Regions from separate parts of the Homo sapiens genome. Here region 2 is linked to region 1. The links are chromatin contacts, found by Hi-C in ENCODE. All regions are on one chromosome and are shown on one strand. The core of a region is the stretch at or near the end of the contact, and the rest is flanking DNA. Distances in the headings are between cores, read along the strand shown. Region 1 overlaps POLD3 (DNA polymerase delta 3, accessory subunit). Region 2 holds the start of TPBGL (trophoblast glycoprotein like).

What was found. Hi-C counts contacts between places; a loop is a spot of excess contacts on that map. Pooled maps may share reads with other maps.
Region 2: a map of chondrocyte shows a loop between it and region 1 (2.8-fold over the local background). The contact joins the promoter of TPBGL here to the enhancer-like site in region 1. A Hi-C loop is called at or near these places in 1 of 168 maps with a recorded cell type or tissue (chondrocyte), 1 of 37 single-sample maps with no recorded cell type and 8 of 50 pooled maps.

Annotation. Positions count from the first base shown.
Region 1 is chr11:74,615,733-74,621,227 of GRCh38, reverse strand. POLD3 (DNA polymerase delta 3, accessory subunit) reads right to left here. Exons shown (of 12, transcript NM_006591.3): 6 at 2,424-2,691; 7 at 1,139-1,211. Among named protein-coding and RNA genes, the nearest start is that of POLD3, 26 kb to the right of the region's middle. Within about 2 kb of position 3,252, at least 2 of the 41 ENCODE cell types and tissues checked have a DNase peak (open chromatin) inside an H3K27ac peak, as active enhancers do.
Region 2 is chr11:75,237,926-75,243,420 of GRCh38, reverse strand. It overlaps TPBGL (trophoblast glycoprotein like), which reads right to left and starts at 2,647. Exons shown (of 1, transcript NM_001195528.2): 1 at 1-2,647. The coding sequence starts at 2,371. The coding sequence ends at 1,223. LOC124902717 (a long non-coding RNA gene) reads left to right here and starts at 3,551. Exons shown (of 2, transcript XR_007062783.1): 1 at 3,551-3,775; 2 at 5,324-5,495. RefSeq lists silencers at 1,282-1,361, 1,492-1,741.

The DNA of each region.
Region 1 (5,495 bases), core at 2,003-4,502:
CTTGCTCATTTGCTGCTCACCTCCTGTGCCACCCGGTTCCCAAGAGGCCACGGACTGCTACCCATCAGTGGACTGTGGGTTGGAGACCTGTTTTAACAGAAGTAGGAAGCATTCCCTGTGCACCAACTGTGCCTGCAGTAATACAATAATGCTTCCGAGTAACCTTTAAGTATCACATTTTCCATTCACTTTTCTAGTTACCCATTCTGAGCTGCAAGAACACAAAAACGTTCTCTGATAGCTTTTACAGCAAACACAAAAACTGTCACCCTTACATAAGCAGAATATGAAAAAAAAAAAAAAGTCACTTCAATCCCTCCCGTGACCACCAATTTAGCCATCATGGAAAGGCAGAATTCTAACTAATTTTGCTTGCATAGGCATGTAACAAAATGCCTCCTTGAAAAATCTTTGTAAAACTGATGCTCCAAGAAAGTGTGCCATAATTATCCTGTGGCTCCTGCATTCTTCCTGGTATTCTACCACATACTCTCAGGGGATGTACACTTGATATGAGAAGTATGAAAATATGTGACTACTGGTTCTTTCCATACGAAAGAATTCTTACTTAAGTATCTTTTTAAAAATAAAGAAGATTTTTGCTTTCTCAAAAAAGATTTTTAAATGTCCATTACTACTTGGGCCCTTCTAATTCACACTGGAAGTCTAATTCATTACTGTGAGTAATCTGCAAAAAATAACTGAAGAAAGGCAAAATATTTGCTTTTGTGGACCCTTGAGAGATAGAAGAAATAAAGGTCACACCAGGCAAACTGACTCTAGCATCCACGTTATTAACCTCAACACTATACTGCGTAGCCAGGCAGCCTCCCTTTTATTTTAATCACCCATTTTCAAGGGCCCTATGAAGCAAATAGTTCATTATCTTTTCAAGGCAGGAAGTTAAACCAGGAATAATAAACTGCTCTCAAAGAGATCTCAACTGAGCCTAACTCACCCATAAAGTTCTAGCTGAGTTACTTTCATCAATATATTGGGCAGTACACTGGAAATTTGTTAGAATGCAGGTAGTCTCTTGGATTGGCAAAAACTAGACAAAGTGGCTTTCACTTCAGGTATAATATGTCATTACATTAACATTCATTCGTTAGTCAAAGTGAGGTAAGAACATGCTTACTCATAGCAGCTTTTCCAAAAAAGTTGCTCATCATATTCCCTTTCCCTGGTGCCTTGTTGCCTGCTGCAGATGCCTACAAGCACAGAAAACACATATGATTTTTTGCTGGCATTTAGGCTGTTCATGAAGTAGCAGTCTCAAACAAACTCTTCTATAGCAAACTGTTGCGATGGTATAGTCTCTATATAATCATGCCAAAACGCGTAGGTGTTAGATATAAGAACAAATCTAGAACAATAATCCACACCAGACAGTAACTGGTGTTAATCTCTAAAGCTTAGTTTCTTATATATCTTATAAAATTAATTATCCATGGATATAGCTAAACTTTTCTTGAGCACATTTAAAAACTATTTAATTTGACAGAATTAAAAAAGATCAGAGGCAGTATGTACACAAAGCGGGAAAACCTAAAACATTACATTTTTAATCATCAGAAGTAGATCTGAATTCCTGGTTCCCACCATTTAGTAGCAATATGGGCTCCAGGCAAATTACTTAAGTCTAGGTTTCAGTTTTACCATATGCGAAAGGGAAATAGTTAATATCTCCCTCACAGAACTGATAAGAGGATTTAAACAAAGACACTGGCACACAGTTGAAATTCAATAAACGTTAGTGTTTTCCTCCATCCTTCTTCTTTCCCAAGACAGACGCTTGAAAATGACAGTGATCTGAATTAAATACACTTGACACTGGAAAATGACAGTGATAATAATAATAGTAACAACAATAATTATGCTTTTCTGGATTTTTAAAATAGTATCTTAATGATACTTTTCTTAAGTCAATGCCCTTGAGTTAGTTCAGATGACTGAACAATAAAAATCTAAGAGAAGCAAATAAGGCAAAAACAAAACAAAAAAACCTGCATAAAGTATAAGAATGGGAAATACACTAGGAAGGAAGGTATATGTTGCAAAGCCCAGAATATAAGATGTTCCTCAGAAAGACATATTGCAAATAAACATTTTTTTGAATGTCAACAATTCTCGAGGTGTTTTCACATGTTTTCATCTGGGTTTCACAACAATCTTGTAATGTGCACAAGGTAGGCATTACCATTTTGCAAAGGAAATCCAAGGTTTGGTGAGAATCATTATCAAAAGCAAAAGAACTCTTTCAGATAACAATATCAAGTATTAAAGGGTTCAAACTAAAGTAGAAAAATCAGAACTGAATATCAGAATCTTATATAAATAAACTACTACCACTGCAACCATTAATGCTTTTCTAGTTACCCACTCTGAGCTGCAATGAAGGGGTATCTTCAAAGAAGACTTACATTTGTTACTTCTTTAGCCTCTGTTTTCGTTTCCTTGTTGGTTTCTTGGGTTTTAGCAGCAGCTTTGGAGGCAAACATTCCCATAATTCCTTTGGGCTGCTGGGAAACCTGCTTGGATGCAGGTGGGCCATGACCATTGGTGGTCAGCTCATTGTTGGCTTGTGTCTCACTTGACATGTGAAGATGTGACTGCTCAAACTTTTTGGAAGACGAAGAGGATTCAGCAGGAGCTCTAGGGACGGCAGCTGCACATTGTATAGCACTAAATCTGGGGACAGAAATGTTACATTAAGTTAATGTCAGCATATGCATTCTTGGGTGGTTCAACAAAAAAAGAAAAAAAAAACTAATGTCAGTATAAAACTTTATTTTCAAACTCTTGCTTCTTCCACACAATACTTAACTCTAATATTGTTTAGAATCGACTTTAGAAAAATGTATGAAACTCTCTATTACATAAAGAAACAAATATTAGAGAGAAGTGAGTCACTTTTACTAGGTTATACATCTAGTTAGTAATAGATAGGATTGGAATTAGGTGCCTTCTACCACTAATTGAATATTCTTGTTTTTGATAAAAGTATTCTAATTCAAAAGAGTAGGAATGCAACCAACAATAATAAAAGATGCAGTAATTTCATTATCCTTGGGAAATGAAATAGCCTTTGTTTTTAAAGACCTTCCTCTGATAGGGCTAGATTTGCAATATTGACTGAATCAAAACTAAGCTTTAAATATTAACAAATTTCCTGGCAACTCTCTTGGCCAGAGTAAATCATGCTGTAGGGTTGGGCGCATTGGCTCACGCTTGTAATCCCAGCGGTTTGGGAACCTGAGGCGGGCGGATCGCTTAAGCCTAGGAATTTAAGATGGGCCTGGGCAACATGGTGAAACCTTGTCTCTACAAAAAATACAAAAATTAGTTGGGTGTAGTGGCGCATGCCTATAGCCCTGATTACTCAGGAGGCTGAGGTAGGAGGATCACCTGAATCCAGGAGGTCAAGGCTGCAGTGAGCCATGAGCTCATCACTCAACTCCAGCCTAGGAACAGAGTGAGATGCTGTCTCAAAATAAATAAATAAATCATGCTTTAAAACAAAGAAGAGGCCAGGTGCAGTGGCTCACGCCTGTAATCCCAGCACTTTGGGAGGCCAAGGCAGGTGGATCATGAGGTCAGGAGTTCAAGACCAGCCTGGCCAACATGGTGAAACCCCGTCTCTACTGAAAATACAAAAATTAGCTGGGCGTGGTGGCACGCGCCTGTAGTCCCAGCTACTCAGGAGGCTGAGGCAAGAGAATTGCTTGAACCCAGGAGGCAGAGGTTGCAGTGAGCCAAGATCACACTACTGCGCTCCAGCCTAGGCGACACAGCAATACTCTGTCTCAAAATGAAAAACAAAAAAAAATGGGAGAAGCTGGAAGCAGAGCCACTGGCTCCTATAACCTATAGTCCTTTACAGCCATTTGTTAATAATTTCTAATAATACTAACAGCACCGGACAAGTAAGTATGCCCAAGGCCAAGAGAAGAAAATTGGTGGAACAGCTTGTGTGGCATATTAAAGGGAACATACATCTCTCTCTAATCATTATAGAAGTGCCGTTTCACACAAATCCATAATGTAACATTCCACATTGTGAATGGGTAATTGATTTAGCCTTCTCAAAGGATTGTACTTAAAGCAAAGTTCCCCAGCTTTTTCTAACAAAGAAAAATATTTTATTTTTCCCAGTCTTGCTTATTGAGCATATGTAAGACCTCCTTGAAGTCTTATTTATCTTTTTTATTTCAGGCACCCAGCTCAAGACCTGGCACATAGAAAAGTGCTGGAAACGACATGTTGAAAGAATGACTAAGTGAATGAAAGTGAGGCTTCTGGCTTCTCTCCCTTCTTTAGTGTATCACCTTCAACTTGGGGTGGGAGATTTCTAAACTATGTGGTGATGGCAATTATCTTAAAAGATCAACCAGGCACAACTTCAAGATTAACTGCTAGAATACCTGGCCTAATGAAAAAAAAAAATCCCTGATACATCATTTCATCTCAGAAGTAACTTTAGACTGGGCAGCCCCAAAGCTAGAGTCAAAAGCTCCAAAAATCTTCCACTGATTTATTATGGTCTTCATCAGAAAACTCTGTATTTACACACATCTTTTATGCATCAGAGTTAAGAACAGACGGAAATCATTTGCTTTCACCCACTGCTCTTCCTCTCTGACCTTGCAGTGCTTCCATATACAAGGAAAAGAGTAATGTTTTATTTCACTGTCAACGTCTGAAGTTGGCCTTGAAACAACTCTTTCTCCTCTGGTCTGAATTCTACACCATAGGGTCAGGACCAGGAATTGGCAATGAGGAAGAGACCGAGTTAGGCTAGGAGTATGTCTGATGACAAGAGATCTCTGCTCAATCCTAAAATTTCAACTCTCTTCATGTCACGGCACTTCTTAAAACACACGAAATCATAAGTGAGATCTCAGTTGGCCCATAATTCTCAGGACTAAATACAAACTCATTTGTTGGAGATAAATTCACTTTTCTACTGAGGATACTTTAAGTATTTAGGTAAAGTTTCACTGAAGTGCTTCCTATTACCACATTTCTACTTGCCATGTTTATTTTAGTGGGCCCTGGCAGATTTCATTTTGAACTTTTGCGTCACTTTTATTCTTGTTTGCTTACTTGCTAGATATAACAAGGGAACTGATTTTTAGAGCCTGGAATACCCAACTAGATTTTAAAATTTTTTGAAATCTAGTAATATATTTCAAATAAACTTATCAGGGTGTTAATATTTTCTTGAAATCCTTCCCTAAAAGATAAGAGACTTGTAAATTATTCCTCTTTGGCCATATATTTATTTAATAAATATTTGTATGCTTATTATACTCAAGGTTTTGAGCTAAAGAAAAAAAAAGAACTAATGTCTATCATTAATTCACTCAGTAACTACTTATTAGTGTGCCAGGCACTATTTTGGGTATATAGTTAACAATTTAGACACGATCCCTATTCTCATGGAACTTATAGAAACTATGGCAATTCTATATCTTTCTCTCCTTGAGGACCCA
Region 2 (5,495 bases), core at 1,398-3,897, 620 kb before region 1:
GGAAAGACCTACTTCTCTTTCAGAAGATACACGGGGTGAGGTGGTGGTGGTAGCGGTGGTGGCAAGGAATCCCCAAGGGCGAAGAGCCACAGGGGTGGGAGAGAGCATAGAGAAATCGAAGGGCAGCAACTTCCAGCCCTTCAGACCCCACTTCCTGCCCCTCTCTGAGGCCACGATGCCCCACTATCCCTTTCACACACCCAAGACTCTCTCCTTCCCTACAAGGATCTGCCAGTATGCACTAGGGGTGCATGGCACCTGCACCTATCCGGCAGGACTGAAGAGCTCGTCCTGGGACGAAAAGGGGATGAGGACATCCCAGGGACGGATTCCTCACTGGACCTTGACTAGTGAATGGCAGGGGTGGGTGCTGAGTGCCAGCATTGGGTATGGGGGGGGGGTCAAGAGCCAAAGGCTTGGGCAGGAGGACGAAAGTCAGATCGGGGTGAAGAGCTGAGAGTCTGAGACTGGGGACCAGCACTGAGTATCGGGAGGTCAGCGCCCTGGTGGGAAAGGCTGAGAGTTGGCTCCACACTAAGGCTAGATGGGCTGTGCTTGTCCCTGGGATGGGAGGGACAGACTAGGAGCTGAGCCCCATGCCTGAGCCGAGGAAGGGAAGGGCCTGAGCCAGAGGCGGGGGTGGGTGAAGGGGGGGCAGGGGTATGAAATATATTCTTAGATGAGGGGAGGGTGCCCAATCCTCAGAGCCCCAGGGTTGGGCCTCCATGCAGGATGGAGGGCTCTGAGCTCTGGGATGGGACAAAGGGCTCAAAATCCACAAAACCATTCTGATGGGGGTGCTGTGCTTCGAGTCCAGAATGGGATGGAAGGGCCCTCAAGCCCCGGAGGGGACTGAGGGCTCCGAGCTGGCGAGGGAGGTCAGTGCAGTCTCGGGTGTCGGAGCTCCAAGCACAGGGTGCTGGGGGCAAGTCTCAGAGCTTTGGCCTTGAAGGACAGATTCTCTGTGTGAGCTCCGAGACGGGGAACGGACTTTCAGTGGTTCAGGAGGGAGGTTTCGGAAACTAGGGTGGGCAGGCGGGGTTTCTGGATTCGGACCGGCTATCTCTGGGTCTTTGACGGTGGGAGCTCTCGGAGGCGGGAACGAGAGGGTACGGCTTAGCGCCTCCGAGTCAGGGGAAGGTCTCAGAGCTCGGGGCTCGCGGGTGTCTCATCTCCACGGCTTCGGGCCAGGCAAGGGAAGCCCCGAGCCCGGGGGCGCCGCTCAGAGCCCCGAGCCCGGGGAGGTGGCGCGGGAGCCCGCGGGCGCGGCGGGCGCGGGCGCGCGGCGCGGGTCGGCGTCCTGCTCGTAGCGGTAGTGGTAGCCCTCCATCTGGTCCCGGCACGCCTCGCGCAGGTTGCGCATCCAGCGCTGGATGCCGCGGCGGTTTAGGTAGAGCACCATGAGGAAGATGAGGCCGATGAGTGCCAGCACCAGCCCGAAGAACACGTAGGAGGCTTCCAGCTCCGGGCCGGCGGCCTCCGCCTCCTCTCCGCGAGCGTCGGCGCCGCTGTCCGCGCAGCGAAGCCGCGCCCCGTCCAGGTCCAGTAGCGGCCGGTCTAGCAGCGCCCGCGGGGCGGCGCAGCGCAGGCGCCGCGAGTCGGGCACGCGCTCCGTGGCGTTGCGCAGCCAGGCCAGCAGGGGGCGTGCGGCACAGCCGCAGCGCAGGGGGTTGTCGGCGAGCAGCAGGCGCGGCCCGGGGAGGCCGCCATCGCGCTCCAGCGCGCGCAGCTCGTCGGGGTCCAGGCCGGCCAGCGCGTTGAGGCGCACGTCCAGCTGCTCCAGGCGCGCCAGGCGCAGGGCGGCTGGCGGCAGACGGCTCAGCGCGTTGCCCGCTAGGCCCAGCAGGCGAAGCTCGGCCAGCGGTGCCAGCGCAGCGTCCAGCGCGGCCAGCAGCGCGGGGCCGCCGCGCACCAGCGCGTGGTTGAGCTGCAGCGAGCGCAGCGCGGGCAGCCCGCGGAAGGCGCCGCCGCCCAGGGCGCGCAGCGGGTTGTGGCTGAGGTCGAGCGCCGCCAGGCTGGGCAGCCCGTCGAAGGCGCCGTCCTCCACCACCTCGATGTGGTTGTGCGTGAGGCGCAGCGCGCTCAGGAGCGGCAGGCGCACGCCCGCCGCCTGGTCGCCGTCCCCGTCCCCGCCGGCGAAGGCGGCCGCGCGCAGCACCGTCAGGTTGGCGCCTACGATGGTGAGGTTGCGCGCGTCGGGCGGCACGTCCCGCGGAGGCTGGCGGAGCTCGGCTCCCGACGCGCAGCGCAGCAGCAGCTTGGGGCCGCCGAAGCAGTAGCACTGGAAGGGGCAGGGTGCCGCGGGCTGGCTCAGCGCCGCCGCCACGAGCAGCAGCCCCTGGAGCCCCGGCTGTCCCGCGCGCGGGGCCATCGCGGCCGCCCCCGCATCCAGCGCCCGGGCCGCCGCGCTCACCAGTGAGTTGGGAGCGCCTGGTGGGGGGCACGGGTGGGGCGAGTCCTTGACCCGGAGCGGCTGGCAGTCCCGGTCGGTCCGTTCGCTGTCTCGAAAGTCTGAGGAGCCGCACTTACTGGCTGACTGGCCGGGGGCAAGAGGGGTCAGACGGGGAGCGGAGCCCCCCGCCCCCGGTGCCCTCGCCCTGCGCGCCGGCCTCCGGCTTCCGCGGCCGCTCCGGGCTCCGAGCCGAGTGGGCAGGGTTTGCCTCCCCCCTCCCCGCCTCCCGGTCTCGTCCTCCGCCCCCAGCGGAGTCTCCGCGCCCTCCTCGCCGTGGGAGGCGGGGTGGGAGGCTCCCGAGAATCAGGGCTGTCGGCTGCTGCGCTTTCTCTTCATCCTCTCCGCCCCCGCCCCTCCGGGCTGCCGAGAAGTTTGGCTCCTGGAGGCTCCGACTTGGTTTTCCTCCTCCTCCACCCCCAACATTTAAGCTGGGTCCTTCCTCCTCCTTCTCCAGCACGTGTGGGGCGGGGCCCGACTGCGGAGAGCAGGCAGGTGGGTCACCACCAGGGAGAATTCGGGGGTTGGGGAGGACTTTAGAGCTGCTCCTACTACCGGAGGAAGGGATGAGGGGTGGGCTGAGAAAGTTACTCATTTTCCGGCCTCTTCCTAAGGCAGAGAGACTGGAAAATCCCCAGTCTCTGCTTCCTCCTCTGCGACCCTAGTTCCATTAGACCTGGCTGTGTCACCACCCCTGCAGGTCCTATGGGACCAGCTTTTTCTCCATCCCATCCCATCCCATTCTCAGGAGAAGTCTGTGGCACCCGCTCCCCTCCCACCCACCAACTCTGGCTGCTCTGCCTCTGCCAGGAGTTCCCCCGTGTGGTTTCCTCCACCGGGCTGGGCTTCTCTGCCAAGCACTGTCCTAGGCACAGAGACCCGGGGGTGTAGTGATTCTGCTCTTTGCTTTCACTCCCTGCCCCCAAACCTCTTAAGACTCCTGGGGTTCCGTTGGACACTGTCAACTAGTCCCTCCAGGCTTCTCCGCCTGTGAGTGGGGTTTGGGGCACCAGAGGTTGGGAGAGCAGGAGCAGATTTTGCAGCATGGAGTTGGGGGTCTCAGAAGGGGCCAGGGCTGAGGGTGGGGGGGCTGAGCTGTTTACAGATTTGTTTTGTTCTGGATTTTTTTTCCCCCAGAACTGGGAAGCTCTAAACCTGATTTAAAGAGACAGGCTCCTGAGAAGGGAGGATTCCTGGCCTTAGCATGAATTATTCAGGCTGGAGAGGCTGACACTTGATCCGCAGGCCATTCGGGTATCAGCAGAGCTGGTTGGAATAGAGGCTCCCCACCTCCTCCCAAGAATCAGTCTCTTTCTCCTGAATTGGGTACGGTTGTTATGTTGACTCCTTCCCTGAGGTTATATTTAACAGATCGACCAAAGGATCAATACCACTTAAGGAGAAGAGGCAGACCCTGCAGTGGCCTGGGTCTTGGGCAAGGACCAACATTAAGGAACAGAGCTGGTGATGATGGGGGTCTCCCAGCTCTCCCCTCCTCCAAGCCCCTCTCTCTTCCCTACCCCCTGTCTTAACTCTCCCAGGTATGAGAGCTCAGATGTGTCTCATGCAAGTCCATGCAGACTCATTCATATGTGGACATAGGATCGTAGGTTTGAGTGCGTCCTGGCATGTGTCCATAAATTCATAAAGACATACATATTTGAATATGCACACTTCTGAGCCCATGCAGGTTCGTGGATACATTCTCAGAGGGCAAGCTTACAGGCCCATGCTTAAGCCATGCCAAGCATAGGGACCCAGCGATTGGCTAGCACAGTCAGACCCTACTCCTCCTGCCCTGCACCATGCCCTTGGTCTGTGGAGGTAACAGGCTGGTGATGTCTTTTCTCACATGGGCACACGTGCTCAAGTAGATGCCACTGGGGCTGGGCCCCCAGCTATAGCCCTCCCCTAAACCCCGGCCCACACAGCAACATGCCCCAGCTCTGACATCTCCCCTGGTAGGAGGCACTAGGTCGTTTTCACTTTTCTGTTTCCAGTATAGAGACTATCTCAGGAGAGTGTGTGGTGCAAATGACAGACTGAATGAACAGAAGTCTCTGTTTCCTTGTCTGCTTCCAGGCCCTGAGGAATCAGACCACTACCAAGGCTGGAACTCCTTCCCCAGGCCCCGGTGGTGGCTGGCCTCAGATTGGCTGATGCCCCCCTCCCCTGCTGCCCCCCAGGAAAGGAGCTGCAGGACCACAGGCAGCCTTGATTGGGGGGGTGCTCAACACCTCATTTGGGGAAATGAGGCCTGGAGAGAATTTAGAATCATCAGGTGCCAGAGAATAAGGCAAATGTCGTCTGTTTTGCACAAATGGGGAAATAGGCCAGAGGGGCCCCAAGGCCCCTGTCAAGTTTTCAGAGTTTAGCCTAGAAACCTGACCCCAGGGTCCTTGCCCAGGACTCTGTCCAAGATGGTGGGCTGCATCTGAGAGGGTCCTGCACCACAAGGAATGCTTATCCTGACCCCAAGAAGCTGAGGCTGGGAATGGATGCCATGGTTGATCTGGTGTGACCTCAGGCCTTTCTCAATCTTGGGCTGTCACCTTCCTCTTCTATAAGGTAGATAGGCTTTAAATTCCTGTTCTTCCTATTCCTCTCAGGGCTGTTATGATAAAGTGAGTTGAAAGTGCCTCAAAACAAGAAAAAACATTTCACCTGGGTCTGGGGGCCTAGCACCCGTCCTGCCAGACCCTGGGTAAGGCATTGCCCCTCTCTGGGACTAATTAGCTCCCATGTCATTTTTCCCTGTTCCATGTTCTTTCCTTCTCCAACACAGCAGATTTGTGGTGGATGTTAATGAGTCTCTGCTTGTCTCTCTGTATGGCCTCTACTCAGCCTCCTCTCCTCTCTTCCCACTTTGTAAAGGTGCTTCCCGTCTAAATTCTCCTGGAACCAATTTCTCTCTGTCCAAGTTCCCCAAGGAATCAAGTCTGCGAGCCATTGGGGCTGAGGGATCTCTGTTCTTTGGAGGAACAGCGCTCTCCATCTTAGATTTGCCAGTGTTCAGTATGCATTAAGTGTTCAATAAATGTGTGTC